Regions from separate parts of the Homo sapiens genome. Here region 1 is linked to region 2. The links are chromatin contacts, found by Hi-C or POLR2A ChIA-PET in ENCODE. All regions are on one chromosome and are shown on one strand. The core of a region is the stretch at or near the end of the contact, and the rest is flanking DNA. Distances in the headings are between cores, read along the strand shown. Region 1 overlaps RORA (RAR related orphan receptor A). Region 2 overlaps ANXA2 (annexin A2).

Region 1 (2,700 bases), core at 196-2,695, 220 kb before region 2:
CTTGTGTGGAATTTCCCAGTGGGGTTTGATAATATTCAGCAGTTTCAGAAGCGATAAAGGAGTTTGAAAAGAAAATCTGATGGGAGCTGGTAAATGAAATTAGAGCCATATCTTTTTCAACAGAGATCTTTAAAGATTTGCATACCGCCTATTTTGTATATATCTAAGAAATTGTACCTCCATTGCATTCACAGCCACGTTTGCCCTAGACACAAGATTATGAAAAATCCTCCTCCTCTTAAGTTGCATCCGTAACATCAAGCAACTTTTGAAAATGATATTGTTTAACAAAACAATTGGTTTGATAGAAATCCATTTCAAAAGCAATGTTTCTACCACAAGCAAAATCTCGTAAAACAGAAGCATTTTGTTTCCACTATTGCAGAGAAACAAAGTTGTTTAAGATGAGTTAAGATGTCTCAGGGTTTTGGCAGTCTTTCTAAGCCCCCTGCTGCTGTTACGTTCAGAATCCCTTTTGAAGTGGCCTGGAAGTTTCTATGCAATTTCAGTGGCTGCTTAGGGGAAATATTGGCTAAACTGCTCATTTCGACTGTTAAGATGGATCGAGTGTTTTCAGAATGTTTTCGTTTGCTAGAAATATGTTTTGCACTGGGGCTTCTCTTGTTGAAGAAGGTTGGTTACCAGCCATCTGAAGATGCCTCAGGGTGTTTACAGAAAATGTGGGTGCTGTAGTTATATTTGAGCACAGCCCTCCCCCAACAAAGATAGTGTGGTAATCAGCAGGAATGTGAAAACATGTATTTAAGGATTGATGCTTGTAAAAGAGGCGCTGTAAAGAAACATGGTTGTTCAGATGTAAGAAATGACTGACAGCTCTCTTTGTAGGCATGCTAGTAACAATAAAGTCTAGAAGTTCAACATCAAAGCGATCACAGCTTACTCCACCAGTGACTTGCACATCAAAGAGGGAGCACAAGACAAAGGAAGTGCACTGAGGTATGTTTCTGCCTCATAGCCAGATCCTCAGGGGGAGCTCCCAGAGCTCCTTTCATGAATGCATAGTGATTTTTGCAGATCAGCGTCTTCATTTCATAAATGACCAGGAATATAAAAGCAGGGCAAATGAACGCCATAATTGCTGGCATCACTTTAAGTTTGGTTCGGAAAGATTCATCACAGGAGCGATTGGTCTCTCTGGTTTCCTTGAGTAGTGAATTCTATACCAGTGTGGGCAACTCTAACTTCACCTAATGTAGTACAGGGAATTATTCACAAAATAAGAGAAAACAAAGTGGATACATTTCAAATTGGTGGATTGGAATTATGCTTGAGAACATAAAACTGGACCTAAGTTAGTGCAGTATGCCTCTTTTTTCTTTCCTGTTGATTGCTTAATTTTTTGAGATTAACCTTGTGGGTGGATGTCTGCTGAATCAGGTGTGCATTACTTAACAGGTGTGTGACATAATGAAATTTAGACCTGTTAAACCAGCTCTTAATTAATCACCAGATCTATGCTTCAGTTCTCTAACTCAAATCATGTGTACTCCAAAATGCCAAAAGTAGAACAGGAAGAAGAGTCTGGGTTTGACTTTCTTCCCTCTCTCTTGATATTACATTGAAAATAAAATTAACCATGCAAGTATTATGAGTGGTTTTAAATAATGTGCTTTTTTTTTTGCTTGCCTTTGAAATTTAAAGTTCTTTTATAGTTCATCTTCAGTAATTTACTCATTTTTAAGTGCTATTGAAAAATAGTAGTGCTCTGTGTAGTCATTAATAAATACAAAGCAGCTTTCTCAAGGCTCTAGGGAGACCTAATAAACACAACTGTGTTACTAATTGATGCTATACTGAGCTGACAAAAGTAGTGCATCGGTAAACAGAAGTTAGAAAGCAAGAAGTTAAAGAACTATAGGGGATTATGTAGACATCAAGGGTTGAAAATTATAATAAGGCCTCTTTAGGGGAGCATTAATTTGCATGGGGCTGAATTAGGACAACCAATTATTTCTGAGGACACTACTAAGAGCTCATCCAAAATACCCCCAAAGTGAAAGGTTTGGGAAAGAGTTGGGACTTAGGTGAGATGGAGGGGGCACTGAGCATGTCATATTTCCTATAACTCATGGTAGTTCAATAGTTTTCTCAATAGCATGTTAGAATAGCTAGTTTTCTTTGTTAGGAGAAAATGCTGATGAAATCAACAGTACTGTAATTTCTTTGTTCTATACACACAGTTTATGTTGAACTACCACAATGGAATTTTTTTTTTTAAGCAGGAAGGGCAGGAGAGTGGAGACAGAAATAAACCTTTTAAATCTTCTTTACGTGAACCCCACAAGGACATAAGCATTTAGCAGATTAGAGAGCGTTTGGATTTATAGATACTATCCTCTACAGTAGTGGTCTTCAATGTGTGATCCAGGGACCCCCTGCGGGGCCCCAAGGCCCTCTCAGAAGCTCCAAGAGATAAAAACCAGTTCCATAACAATACTGAGGCATTGTTTCCCCTTTTTACTACGGTGACCATTTGTATTAATGGTGCAAAGCATTGGTGGGTAAAACTGCTGGCACCTTAGCAGGAAGCAGGACGGTAATGCCAAGCTGTACCAGCAGTCATGGTATTCTTCATTACTGTGCAGTTGCTGTTAAAAAAAAAAAAAAAAAAAAAACCGGGCGCGGTGGCTCACACCTGTAATCCCAGCACTTTGAGAGGCCGAGGCAGGCGGATCGATC
Region 2 (2,700 bases), core at 26-2,525:
TCACTAGTTTTAAAGTAAAATAAATATTTTCCTTATGATTGCCTGTTATCTTGAAGGAACTTGCATCAGCACTGAAGTCAGCCTTATCTGGCCACCTGGAGACGGTGATTTTGGGCCTATTGAAGACACCTGCTCAGTATGACGCTTCTGAGCTAAAAGCTTCCATGAAGGTAAATGCATGTGAGATGTCATCTCTGTCAAATCTGCTATTAATTTTGTGAATTACAGCTTTCTGAGTGTAATTTGGTGATTTTCAGTTTTGTTGAATTCTCATTTGGAACCATTTTTTAAAAATGAACTGAAGTTATATGTCTCAGGATTTGTACCAAAAATATTTCAATTACTTGTTTTAAGACTGTAAAGAAATTTCATGATGCTGAGAAGTCAGTTACCAGCTGCTACTACTCAGCACCTGGGCAATTGGAATACCATTTGGGAAAACTACTTCCTTGATTACACTTCCTCCTTTAAAAAGATATGTTGTGATATTAAGGCAAGAAAAAAAAACTCATAGCTTTTGTTAAGTGAAGCTTGCAAATTCTGCCCATCCTTTCGTGGGTGTTTCTTCCTCCCATACTCTCTCTGTCAGTACCATTTGTTTCAAATTCAGGCAGAATCAGAACATCATAGTGCATATAAGGGGTAATTCTGGATGAAGAATCGTACCTGAATCGTACCTGTGAGAAAGTAACTGTGAAGTCTCAATGCACGTTATCTTTTATGTTTTTCTTTTGTAAAGTTCTTTTGAACCTGGAATTTTAGGTTAAATTAAGTAAAAACTGTAGATTGGAAACCTCCTGAACTTTGTGCATACTTAAAATATCAAGTTTTTTGTTTTGTTTTGTTTTGTTTTTTGAGATGGATTTCGCTCTTGTTGCCCAGGCTGGAGTGCAATGGCGCGATCTCAGTTCACTGCAACCTCTGCCTCCCGGGTTCAAGAGATTCTCCTGCCTCAGCATCCCGAGTAGCTGGGATTACAGGCATGCGCCACTACGCCCAGCTAATTTTGTATTTTTAGTAGAGACGGGATTTCTCCATGTTGGTCAGGCTGGTCTCAAACTCCCGACCTCAGGTGATCTGCCCACCTTGGCCTCCCAAAGTGCTAGGATTACAGGCGTGAGCCACCGCGCCTGGCCAACATCAAGTTTTATATAAATGCAATAGATGCACACACATTAATGTATGTTGTACTGCAACACATTTGGACCCTTTTCTTAGTGTGGGTCTGCAGCATTTGAACAGTCCGACACTGCCCTCTGCTGATATACATGGGTAAAGTCTGCGCTGTAGATGAGGGAAACCATTGGTCTTGATTTTTTATTCCGAGTCTGTTTTCTCTGATGCCACTGTTCCTGAATTATGAACAGTCTGAGCTGTAAGCCTGTCACCAGAGCTAATGTCACAGTTCAGTTGTCATCCTTTTCCCAGAGAACACAAGAGTGAGGGTGCTTCGGACACTGGGCATCTCCAAAGCCTGGAATTTGATAGCTCAGGGCTGCTGTAAGATTTGTTGTTAAGTCTCTTTCTTCCTTTAGTTCTTCAGCTTAGCCCAAGCTGTGCTCAGTTTATTTTAGCGGACTTGTCTGAGTTTCCTAAGTAGACTGTACTGCAGAAAAGACGTCATTAAGAATGATAAAATGTCGACAACATTTCATGATCCTGGTTGATAAAAATAGCGCTCCTGAAAACCGAGTCTGTGGACCTTTGGAGGCAGGGATGAGTCAGCCTCTCCTAGGTTTCTTCTGACCATCAACACTTCAGATCAGTTTGTCTTATTTTCATCAAGAATCTATTTAGTTGTGATTCGAGTGGCTTTACTGGTATCTATTACTAGGTATTAGGGACTTGAAACAGACCTTTTTGAGCTGTCAGTCACTGTTGTAATCTATGTAATTGGGCCCAATGGAAGGTGCTTTAACTGCTGAAGCTTTGACCCTGTGCCAGCTCTTCCATTAGCTATCACAGTTGAATACCCGTCCAAAATCCATAAAGCTTGAAGTGACATTAACTGAACTATGCTTAAAAAAAAATCTGTTTTGACTTCTGGCAGTACCGGTGGCAGTATCTGCCATATGTTACAGTAGAATTTGCCCTTGTGATAGGAATTGTGGACAGTCTGTGGAGAGTTTGGGCCGGGCTTTGGAAATTGCCAAGGTCACCTTTGAATGTAGACATAAAAACACTATTGGAATTCTCAGATATTACCACTGGTATATCAGTGATGGAAGGAAACACATCTTACATTATTCTGCCTGTCTTGCAATTCTACAATGTCAGGATATAACATTTCTCCCACTGTGTGTTATTTTTAGACTATATTTCTATCATCCTTGAGATTGAACAACTGCCTCTCAAAATATTCAAAGATACTCGGTAGTCATTTAATAACATTTGTGTAGAATGCTGTATGGACCTTTTGCTAACAAGGGGAGAATTTTTGGCTTTGCTGGAACCTCTACAAATCATGATTAAAAACTCAGAAAGAAGAGCCATTGGCTCAAAGGTTAGATGAAGAATAAAATTCAAAATTAACCATTAACCTGAGGCTTAGCTTATATTATACAAACTACTTTTTCGGGGCATATAAACGCTAATAAGTTTAATTAATAGCTGACACGCTTTTCATGTGGGTAAGTTTCTTATTGTATTAACACCTTATAATTGATTTACATTTTAAACAGTTGTAATTCTACTTAGTTC

Evidence for each region. Hi-C counts contacts between places; a loop is a spot of excess contacts on that map. ChIA-PET counts read pairs that join two places held with the same protein, here RNA polymerase II (POLR2A). Pooled maps may share reads with other maps.
Region 1: a map of naive thymus-derived CD4-positive, alpha-beta T cell shows a loop between it and region 2 (6-fold over the local background). The contact joins two enhancer-like sites. A Hi-C loop is called at or near these places in 1 of 168 maps with a recorded cell type or tissue (naive thymus-derived CD4-positive, alpha-beta T cell), 7 of 37 single-sample maps with no recorded cell type and 17 of 50 pooled maps. POLR2A ChIA-PET finds 5 or more read pairs at or near these places in 3 of 52 experiments (MCF 10A, T-cell and naive thymus-derived CD8-positive, alpha-beta T cell).

The regions. Positions count from the first base shown.
Region 1 is chr15:60,579,001-60,581,700 of GRCh38, reverse strand. All of the region lies in intron 2 of RORA (RAR related orphan receptor A), which reads left to right. The region is part of intron 3 of RORA-AS1 (RORA antisense RNA 1); the gene reads right to left. Among named protein-coding and RNA genes, the nearest start is that of RORA-AS1, 100 kb to the right of the region's middle. RefSeq lists an enhancer at 321-1,147. Within about 2 kb of position 1,445, at least 4 of the 41 ENCODE cell types and tissues checked have a DNase peak (open chromatin) inside an H3K27ac peak, as active enhancers do.
Region 2 is chr15:60,358,411-60,361,110 of GRCh38, reverse strand. ANXA2 (annexin A2) reads left to right here. Exons shown (of 13, transcript NM_004039.3): 5 at 57-170. Among named protein-coding and RNA genes, the nearest start is that of ANXA2, 38 kb to the left of the region's middle. Within about 2 kb of position 1,275, at least 8 of the 41 ENCODE cell types and tissues checked have a DNase peak (open chromatin) inside an H3K27ac peak, as active enhancers do.